Regions from separate parts of the Homo sapiens genome. Here region 1 is linked to region 2. A link is a loop called in an ENCODE intact Hi-C map of the cell type or tissue named here. Cell type or tissue: heart left ventricle. All regions are shown on one strand. Links, peaks and the distances in the headings refer to the core of each region. The heading gives the core; the rest is flanking DNA.

The links. Hi-C counts contacts between places; a loop is a spot of excess contacts. Peaks named below come from ENCODE experiments on the same cell type or tissue, not always from the same donor. Only the 100,000 strongest peaks of a DNase experiment are listed, where the experiment ranks them.
Region 1: it touches region 2 in a loop (8-fold over the local background); 4 of 110 quality-filtered maps call a loop at or near these places.

Annotation. Positions count from the first base shown.
Region 1 is chr15:75,271,641-75,277,009 of GRCh38, reverse strand. It overlaps GOLGA6C (golgin A6 family member C), which reads right to left. Exons shown (of 18, transcript NM_001164404.2): 18 at 3,555-5,369. It also overlaps a transcript of GOLGA6D not described here. Among named protein-coding and RNA genes, the nearest start is that of GOLGA6D, 8.5 kb to the left of the region's middle. RefSeq lists enhancers at 1-196, 729-1,260. In heart left ventricle, for the core only: a CTCF peak has its summit at 2,428 (motif pointing right); a DNase peak (open chromatin) is centred at 2,409.
Region 2 is chr15:75,026,620-75,031,988 of GRCh38, reverse strand. PPCDC (phosphopantothenoylcysteine decarboxylase) reads right to left here. Exons shown (of 6, transcript NM_021823.5): 2 at 3,536-3,742. The coding sequence starts at 3,670. Among named protein-coding and RNA genes, the nearest start is that of PPCDC, 5.7 kb to the right of the region's middle. RefSeq lists enhancers at 65-565, 2,622-2,811. In heart left ventricle, for the core only: CTCF peaks have their summits at 2,338 and 2,539 (motif pointing left); a DNase peak (open chromatin) is centred at 2,518; H3K4me3 peaks cover 612 bases; H3K27ac peaks cover 1,969 bases.

The DNA.
Region 1 (5,369 bases), core at 261-5,260, 250 kb before region 2:
AGGGCGGGTAGAAAGATCATCACATAGGGGTTGACTGCGGCCGGCACCAGGTTCCTCTGTACTTCTGGAACACACAGGCCCCTCCTTCCTATCCCTGAAGTGCCCCTGCCCCTACCCCAGCACCCTGAAGACCAGCCCAATATATGCATTTGTCCTGGGTCAGCCCCACTGTCCAAGCAACTGCAATTTCTCACTAGAGAGCCAGGGCAGGGCAGGGTATAGGAGGGGTCCCTGGAAGATGCCCCCCAGAATGCCCTGATGCCTAAAACGTTCCCCGTTGGGCCTTCTCAGGGAGGGAGGGTTAAGACAGCCTTGTTCTCTCCAGCTACCTCCATCACCACTGGAGCCCTTACAGGCGTCATGGGAGAGAATTGGCTCACTGGAGCCAGGAACAGCATGGACACAGCCCTGGGGCTGAGGCTAAGTGGGCTCTGGGAGACCGTCACTCTCTCTTCAAGCTTTGGTCTCCTGGCCCTCTACAAGCCAGGCTGTTTCAGGCTTTGCGTTAGGCCTTGCTCAGAGACAGAGTTGAAACACAGCTGGTGGACACAGTGGGCTTTAGGGAGGGGGCACGTACCTGGGGGTGGGGGCTGGGTAACAGGGAACGGAGGCCCTGGGGCTAGCATGGCCTGTCTGGAGGTGGCACAATGGGACCTGCACCACATGAGGACAGAGGGTCCACCTGGAGGAGTGGATCAGCCAGATGGCCACCAAGCTGGATGGCCACCGCCAGAGCCTGCAGGACAGCAGAGGGGGCTAGGAAGGGACAGAGGACAGCTGAGGGGCAGGGAATGTGGGTTCCTCCATACAGACACTTGAGTCTTCCCTAAGTGGGTCTTCCCCATGGGGGTGAGGGGGCATTCAAGACACACCTCCAGCCCACCTCAAACCATCTCAGGAGGCCACCACCAACTCACACAGGCCAGCTGCATTGTCACAGTGACCCCAGAACAGCACAGCCCTGTCCTTCAGATAAATAAATGGAGAGAGTGATGCATATCACAGCCAGGAGCTGGGACTCAGACCCAGGTCCAGCTGCAGTGCTGCCTCAATGGCTCCACCTGCACCTCCTCCGGGACTCAGTTCCTGCTAACAAGTGAACACTTGAGTATGGGTGAAATAGGTGCTATTATCCCTTCTGGCTGCTGGGGAAGCAAGGCACAGATGACTTGCCCAAGGCCAACGTATCATGGCTGGTTCAACCCCATCTGTCTCGGCCAGCACATCCCCAAGGCAGAGGCTTTACTGTGATCCAAACCTGGAAGGTGGCACTCCTTCCAATGTCCCACCCAGGGCACAGAGCATGCAGCCCCATGTTTGGGGAGGTGACAGGGTGGGGAGGTGACAGTGTGGGAAACAATCTGGTTAGGCCAAGGCCTCATGGAGCCCAGGGTTCCCTAGGACCAGGAGAGCTCTGGAGCCCACACTGACACCCACTGGAAACCTGGAATCTGCACCTGCAGGAGATCGGGAGAGGGGTTCGGCCTCCGATGCACCTGCAGCAAGGTGAGACAGGCACAGGTGGGCGCCCTGCTTCCAACCAGTGTCAGGTGGGCAGGAAGCAGATCTCCTCCCTGACCTTCCTCTCCTGCCTCCCCCAAGCAGAGGAGAAGGGGCAGCCGCCCATCAGGCCATTGCCCAGATTGAAGCCACTGAAGCTAGGTCCCAACAGGTGAGTGTGACCCCTGACTATCCCAGGCCCGGCCCAAGGCAGTCATGTCTCTGGTGAGGACCTGGTAGACAGATGTGATGTCCCCAAGTGGCTCTATAAACCTCTTGAGGATAATCAAGGAAATGGGCAAAAACATCATGCTCAGCCAAGAACCTGATAGGCACAAGGGGGACCAGGGCAGGTAAAAGTCAGTTTGGGTTCAGGCCTGGCCCCTGGAAGGATGGTGGATGAAGAGCCAGCCACGGTGAAAGGGAATGGATGGCCACGGGCTGGGTGGTCAGGACTGTCAGCTCCTGCAGCCCCTGCAGAACATCTGCCCAGGCCTGGCTCTGCGCTCAGCCTTCTGCCTGGAGCCACAGGTGCCTGGACACCAGCCTCAAGTAGGGATGGTGGTAGGAAAGGCACTTGTGGCCACATGTGGGCACCTAAGCATGGGACAGAGGGGTATCATGCCCCAAAGAAATCACAGAGGCCAAGAGCTTAAGCATATGTGACACCATCAATAAATCCCCTTGTCCTGGGTCACATCAGTTAAGTCAGAGCCTACCCTGACCCTGAAGCTGCAGCTCAGTCTGGTTGAGACTCACAAAGAGATGTTAGTGCTGGGCAGGGGGCCTGGAAGACTCCTGGGGTGAATGGAAGTCAGTGCCCTTGGGTGCTAGTATCTGTCTTCCCGGCCACCGCTAGATCAGGCTTCTGAGCCTGTTGGCTGTCAGGGCTGGACTGTGCCCCATAGGCACCATGGCAGTCCCAATGAAATCCACCAGGTGTCACTAGGCAGCATAAAGGTAACAGGCCTGGAAGGTCACCAACAGCCCAGCTGGACATGCTCAGACAACTCTGGGGCTCCTCATTCAGTGGCACAAACTCCAGGACCCAGTGAGGGAAAAAGGAACACACCAGGCTGAGCAGTATGGCTAAATCCATTTATTCCAAAATGAAAAGCAAAATAAACGGGAGTCGCATCACCAGGGAGCCACAACCCCATCCCCGCCTCCTTCCTCTGCCCCATGCTATCAATAAATAAGTTTCCCAGCCACAAATAATGATTAGAACCTCCTCCTCATATGCCAGCTCCAACCTCTGCTAGGTACGATACAGGGGGTGGCCCTACCCCCTGGAATATACAAAATGTTACACAGATACTATATGTACACTGGGGCCTTCCCAGCAGCCCGTGCCCTCACCTGCTCTACAGTTAGCCCCATTGTCCCTGCCTCAGCTGCCTCTCTGAATAAGAAGATGGGAGCCCCCTGAGGGAAAAGTTGCTTTGGTGAGGGTAGGGAGGCCATCAGGCCGCCTCCAAACAAACCGACTCCACCAGCCTCTGGCTCTTAAATAACAATCATCATCATCCAGAAATCTAAGGACTCAGCCCTGGTCAAGGTGGCAAAGGGTCTGTTTGTCTCTCCCCATTAGACAGGGGTCTTGTCTTGCTACCCTAATGATAAAGGGGTAGGAAGGGATGGTAGGGACACGATGGCGGCAGACTCCAGCCCCACTTCTCCAGGCTTATGCTGACAGAGGCCTGCTTTTATTTATTTTTATTTATATCCCATGACTTATTTTTTAATCCCGTAACTTCTTTTTCATAATACTTTTTTTAAACTTTTCATAAAACTTTAAATACTTTTTTCACAACTTTTTTTGCCACGACTTTTCCACATTTTTTATCCCATAACTTTTTCATCCTACAACATTTTCTAAATCCCATAACTTCTTTTTAGTTTGTATTCTTTTAATAAACACACTTGCATAGTTAATTACAATTTTGTAAAAATAAAAACTGATTATCTCATGCCAAGCGTGCCCAGCATTTGCACAGTCTCAATACCTGTAATACTATAGTTTTCAAGACACACAAAATTTTAAGGCAAAAACAGCACTTTGCAACAATTTAATAATTTATTACATTACAGTAGCATCACAGTAGCAGTCAACAATGCCACTTTAGGCAACAGTGTTTCAGTATTTCTATTATACATTCTGTTTACAAGAATTCATAAACTGGTAAAAGTCATTCTAAGAAAACTTGGCAAATAAAGCCTTGCATTGGAATTGGCATTTCTTTCTCTACTTTTCCTTCCCCCAGTTTCTTTCTTTCAAACTACAGTATTCATATTTTAAAGTGTTTTAACTTATTTCAAAACATTAAGATAGCAGTTACATTTTTGAATAGTTATATTCTTTTAAAATGACTCTTTAAGATAAAGTTTTAGAGAAACTATATTATGCATAGGGCTGATTTATATTTTCACATTTTCTAAATATCAGCTTTGGTTTTAGAACTGACTTGTTTTCATTTCTGGAAAACCCATCAGGTTAAACAAATACTTTAAAAATGATTATATATTGCAATCTTTAAATAGATTTTTAATTCTTTACTTCCTACAGAAATTCAAATTTATTCAGTTGAACCCACACTTTAAAATTCTATGTTTCTGATTAAACTCTACCCTTCTAATGTTGCCTTCTAAGCAAATTGAAAGCTGCCTTAAACTGAATGAGGAAGAGAACAAATACTTGGCTGAATGAGGTATTGCAAAGGACCACATGCACTTTGAAGAAAGACTTAAGTTATTGTTATATGATTTACATGCTATTTAATTTTTCTTAAATATATGACAGAATACCTACACAAAGAGTGGTATTTCAGTTAATATAGTACATTCATTTTCCAGACTGACATTCAGCTTAAATATGCCGGTGTGTGATTTAATCCACAGGTACCTGATGAACACATTATTGTCAGATTGGTTGCAGGTGCTAAAGGCTAGCTGAAGATCATTCCTAGTCATTTATATTTATCAGGGTAAAAGTGAAGTGATTTGAACTATAAAAATACCTTTGAAATAATTTATCAATGTATTAGGTAAACCCAGTTTCAGAATTATAAAGAAAAACTGTTAGACCAAATAAGGTGGCTAATTAACAGTGGTATGATTTCTAGCCCGAGGGTCTAAATTGGACTCAAACTGTCTTTAAACTGAACTCAAAGAATGCAAAAGTGGCAAGTTCAGAAAATAAAAGGCAAGAACAGGACTTGAAGTCCATTTTAAACCCTCGGGCTAGAAATCGTCCTACTGTTAATTAGCCACATTCGTTGGTCTAACAGTTTTTCTTTATAATTCTGGAACTGAGTTTATCTAATACATTGATAAATTCATACAATTTGGAAGAGTCAGTTGAAGTCACAAGGACTTAATATTTGCACTCTTTCACTGAATGCAGGCACATCTGTTATTCCATCTGTAAAATCGTATTATTGCTCTCCTATTAATGTCATATGTATAAAAGTATCATGAGGATGCCAAATGCTAAAAATGGAGATGGTCTAGTAACTAGAAATGCCCACCCCAGGGAGCGCACACACATCTCTCCCTGCATCCTAATACTGTGACGTATTTTGGAACACAGACATTAGAACTTCATGAACTTTTAGCTGTTGATTCTTTCCCAAGCATCTTAAAGTTATGATTTAGGCAATGTATGACTGAAATAATTCACTCATCACGTATAGGCACATTAACATAAATATGGCACAAAATATGCCTCTAACTGAAACTGAGAGGTATAAAAACATATTTCACTCTTTGTGAAGAACTTTGTGAGGAAACATAAGTCTGTCATTGTATAGACACTTTTTCTCATAATACTTGGACATTCACAAACATTAGATTGCACTGCAGCTTGTAAA
Region 2 (5,369 bases), core at 243-5,242:
GGAAGACTGACTTATTGACAATCTGCTGAGGCATCTTTTATTATCTGAGAGGTTTTTATCTGCCTAACAAGACCGTATAATTCCTCCCCTCACCCTCCCATAACTTGTGTCGCCACCACCCCCAGAAGCCCCAAGCCCCTATTTCCTTCTGTAGCTCAGGCTGCTATACAGGCTTCAGCCATCTCACCCTTCTGGGAATCTCATATTTTGTGGTACACCCATGTGCAGATATGTAACTAAATATGGTTTTCTCCTGTTGATCTTGTTTTTTGTTGTTATTGTTTTGAGATGGAGTCTTGCTCTGTTACCCAGACTGGAGTGCAGTGGCATGATCTCAGCTCACTGCAACCTCTGCCTTCTGGGTTCAAGCGATTCTCCTGCCTCCGCCTCCTGAGTAACTGGGATTATAGGCGCCCACCACAACCGGGTAATTTTTGTATTTTTAGTAGAGCTGGGGTTTTACCATGTTGGCTAGGGTGGTCTCGAACTGGCCTCAAGTGATCCGCCCGCCTCAGCCTCCCAAAGTGAGCCACCGCGCCCGGCCCTGTTAATTTTGTTTATAAGTCAGTTGAACTCATAGCCCAGCCAAGCAGCCTAGCAAGATGGAGGAAAGCCATTTTTGCTCCCCTGCATGGGCCAGGCTGCCAACCCCAGGGAAGAAACTGCCTGAGCTGACAACCCGGATTTTACTGCCACTCAATTACATGACAACTACGGAACTACAAAACCCCCGGCATCCTGAAGCTCCTGAGCCCCAGGACCTTCTCTCAGGCTGCCTTTGGGTCCTAGTCCTTTTTGCCCTCACATCTAGAATCTTCTAACACCAGTGCCAGAAGAGGCCCTGGAGATGGATCATTTGAGAACCTGCCCCTCCTTCACTGTGTGGATAAGAAAATTATGGCCAAAAAGAACGGACTTGCCCAGGGTCCCAGCGTCAGAAATGTGCTCAGCTGCCTCTCTTGTGACACGGTTGCCCACCTGCCCCAACATACTCAAGGTCATCTCTGCTAGTGACTACTCTCCCTGACTGCTGGTGTGTGTGGCTTGTGGCTAATCCATGTCTCTCCACCACCCCTCACAGTCTCCCTGATTTGGCTACCTTGACATTAGCGGCTTTCCCGGGATGTCTGGACATACTGGTCAATCAGGAACAGTGATGGGCCAGATCTGTAGAATCCCCCAGCTCCCTGCAGCCCACACCCCAGCTGTTCATGTGCTAGACAAAATCTGGATGTACCTAAGGAAGTTCCGGAAAGCCTTGAGCACCTGAACCCACGACTCAGCAGGTGAAGAGCTGAAAGTGACTGCTCCAAGGGACAATGATGCTCCTGCAGGAGATCCAGCAGGAGGCAATGTGGAGATCAGGGCCATCAGGGAGTGAAGGGGAGTGTGCAGGGATAGACGCCACCACTGGGGCCAACACAAGGCAATCCAGGGATTACCTTTGGATCCCAACACCTCACGAGGGCCCTAATAAGCAAGGCCAGGCTTGGAGAGCTGTCTCCCTGCAGATGAAAGGCATGGGCCCTCCACAAGAGCAGGTGAACTGTGGCTTCCATGGCTCTTCCCAGTGGGGTTGCCCCACACCATGTGGCTGGCCCAAAGGACATGAACAAGGGGAAAGGACAGGGTGATGGCCAGGAAACACACACAACCGAGTGCTTCAACATGCCAGGCTCTGTGCTGAGTCACTGGCACAGGACCATTTTCATCTGTGACCCCTCCCACCCCAGCCAACATCTCAGGGAGCCTGACAAGAGTCTGGGGGATGGGCAGCAGGAATCAGCCCTATTTTCAAATGGGAAAGGCAAGCTCCAAGAGGCTGAGTCGGGGAGCCCTCCCTCCCAGTTCAGTGCCCTCTGGCTGCCTCACTTTTGGCATCAACTCCAACCAGAGAGGGGAAGCCAAGTCCTGTTCCAGACATGGCCTGCCATCCCATGGGGCCCAGGCTAAAAGGCCCTGGGGTGGGCTGGAGCACCTCCCTGCTCCAGGCAACCCTTTCCTCACAACCCCCCTCCCACCAAACGCTGGCTGCGTGGGATGGGAGGAAGCGGTAGGGTTGCCATTTCCCTCCGCTCTGAGGCTGCCCATCTGTTTCCTGGGATAGGACTCCCCGCCCCTATCCACCCCTAGTCCGGAAACTCACTTGCCCTGGGGCTATGGGAAAAGGGAACTGCATGGCTCCCTCCCTCCCCAGGGGGTGGTGGCAGAGGCCTCCCACCCTCACGGCTCTAGCTGGGCAGCTCCTACCAATGCTTCTGGGTACACAGCGGGTGGCTGGGCCTAAGCAGCACTGCCCTAAAAGTGCAGCACCCAGTGTCAGAGTGCCACGAGACTCTCCTCCCTCCCCCACTCTGGCCTGGCTGTCATCCCTGGCTGGCAGCTTCATGGCTTATCCCAGCCCTGGGGGTGGGGTGATGGGGTGACTTTCTGGGTGGAAGTTGGTGGAAAGTAAAAAAGTGAAACACTTCCCAGCCCAGCCCCAGCTGATGTGACCACGTGGTCATCTGTGAGTAAGCACCGCCCCCTGCTGGACATGCCAGATACGGCCACTGCACCTTGGGTGCTCAGCTGATAACAAGAGGGAAAAGCCAGGCCTGGGGCCCAGCAACTTCACAAGACCCCACCAAAAACTAGGGGCCAGTAACACCAGCAGTGTCTAAGGCAACCTATAGTTCTATGTCAAATAAGTTTAAAAGAAGGGGCCAAAACCACAGGGGCTGGGCTGGGGCAGACAGGGAAGGCTTTGCACAGAATGTGAAAAGGCGAGAGAGGAGCAGAGAGGGCAGCCAGCCTAGCAGGGCCCAGCCACGCAAAGACCAAGGGGGATAAGACAGACCAACTAAGGGCCCTGGAGGTGGAACTAGGAAGTGGGGCCACTCCCTGTTAGATTTCACGCTGTTTAAAGCCTTGAACTTCTGCACCAGAACCCCAATATAGAAAATAGATCCAAGTTGAGGGTCTGGCCAAGGACGGGGGCTAGAGTCCCTCACCCCAGCACACAGTCGGGGGCCCCTGGGGCAGCTCTGAACACCTGAAGGAGCAAAGTTTGAACCTAGAGCTTCAGACAATGGGGTTTCAGAGCATTTGACTGACAAGACAACCATGAGGTCTCACGAGGAGGGAGAACACAGCCGCAGTGTTCAAGGCGGAATGAAAGCAGGGATGGGGAAGCCCAAGGCAGGAGGGGATACTGAGAACTTGCTGCACTTCTCCAGCCAGCCCTCCTCCCACACAGGACTTCACGGATTCTCAGGGTTAATGTATGGGAGCCCAAACCCTCCGTTCACTGGGTCCTTTCCCAGTCTCCCCTCATGCCCTGTCTGTACTATCTAATCTAGCCCCTGGTTACACTGGGCACTGGTCTCTGTCTCCTGAATCCTCCACAGAGCACCACACACACAGGACCTCCACAAGCATGATTAACATGATAAAGAAAAAGAAAATTGCATGTACTGCAGAGCAATGGGCCATCCCCGGGAGCACCGGCCTCCCATGCCGGAGGCTGCCATGCTTATCTGGTGAGGATACTCACCCCAGGAATGTCCAAAAGCTTTGACACCAGAAGAGGCAACTTCAGGGCTGCGACACTCCCCGTGACACCCACAAGAACATGGAATTTTCTCTCCATCAAGGGTGCAGCAGCTGGACAGGAGGCCTTTGGTTCCATGTGGGGTCTGGTGGCTTCAAGTTCTGGGAGCCTGCCAGGCCTGGGCTCTATAAAGCTGTCGGGATTTAGGATCTAAAAGGAGAACAAGGGCCACCCCCTTCATTCATACAGTCGACCAGAATGTATGGAGCACCACGTATTAGGCCCCAGGCCAGAGGCTGAGGCAGCGGAAGGGATCAGCAGTCCTGGCTTCAGGGAGCACACAGTTTGATAAGAAAGTGAGACACCTTCCCCACACATGGGCCAGTCACAAGGGAATGATGCAGTGCTGTGGGGAAGGGCTGTACCAGGTGCGTGGCTGCTCAGGGTGACCATCTCTAGAAGTCAGAGATTGCATCCCAGAAAAAATGACATTGGGGTTGAGTCCTGAAGGATGAGTTAGTTTTTCAGAGACAGGAAGAAATCACTTCAAAGGAAGGAACAATCTTGCCAAGGTGAAGGTCCTGAGGAGGGTGGCAGGTTGGGGAACAGGGAGTGGCTTACTAGTGAGGCCGGACTGTGATGGGGGGTGGTAGAGGGGCAGAAAGTGAGACTGAAAGTCAGGGTGAGGCCAGAATGCCGTGGGCAGCGAGGGCCAGGGTGAGGAGTTTTGGTTTTAGAAAGACGGTGCTGGCACCTGGTGACAGTGTCAAAGGGACCCTGTTAGTGGAGAGACTGGAGGGCGAGAGGAGCTGCTGCGGTGGACTGGGCTGACTGGTGAAAGGAAGCGGCAGGAAGGGATGGGTTCCAAAGATGCTCATGAGGTGGAACCCTGGGCAACAGGGAGGTTTGGGTGCTCCAGGGAGCCAAGAGATTTGCCTCTCTGTCCCTGTCCCTGTTAATCAAGATGGGCACCACCGTACAAATCAAAGCCCAGGAAGAAACCAGCATAAAGGGGATGCAGGCCACCCCAGGAGATTAGCTGGTTTGCTTCTTCCTCTGGCTCTCAGACGTTGCTAGAAGTGTGCACTCATGATAATATGGCTGATGGACACCAAAACCTACACGTGGCGGGTTGGGCCAGCAGAACGTGCTTCATCAGCAACCATCACTGAGGACCGATTACAAAGAACACCATGCAAAGGAATTGTGGAAAACACAGTAGCTGCCTCTGGGGAATCTGTAGGTTGAGTTTGAGAAGACAGGAATGACACCTGTCTGAAATTATTTGAGATCAGTCCTTCCCTGGGATGCACCTTTTTGGTGATCACAGACTCAATTAACACATCAGTTTCCTTGCCTCTCCCTCCACCAGCAAGCTCCCTGAATGTGTGACCGGGTCTAATTGCCAACCAGCAGTCCACTAGCCGGCAGTCCTGAACAGGTGCTGAATGAATAACTATACCCTCCAAGGCAGTGTGAGCAGAAGACAGATACCTAGCCTGTGAAGCAGAAGCCCTGGGCCCTGACCATGGTGTGCTCCTGACCTGGAGTGACCCTGGTCCAGGGTCATTCCCTCCCTGGACCTGTCCCTTCATCTGAAAAATGCAGAGGTAGGACCAGATGATCTCTGAAGCTCCTTCCAGCAGAAACTTTGAGTCAATACATGAAAGAGAGCAGTAAGGGGCTCTCCTTCCAAGACAGAAGGTCCTAGAAGATGCACTCAAAAAAGAATCAGCATGGCAAGGGAAACCCAGGCAGCTGCCCAGGAAGCAGCGCTGGTGAGTTGTCCAATGGCTACCTCCATGGCTGAGCATCCACAGGGGCCTATCTCCTCTTC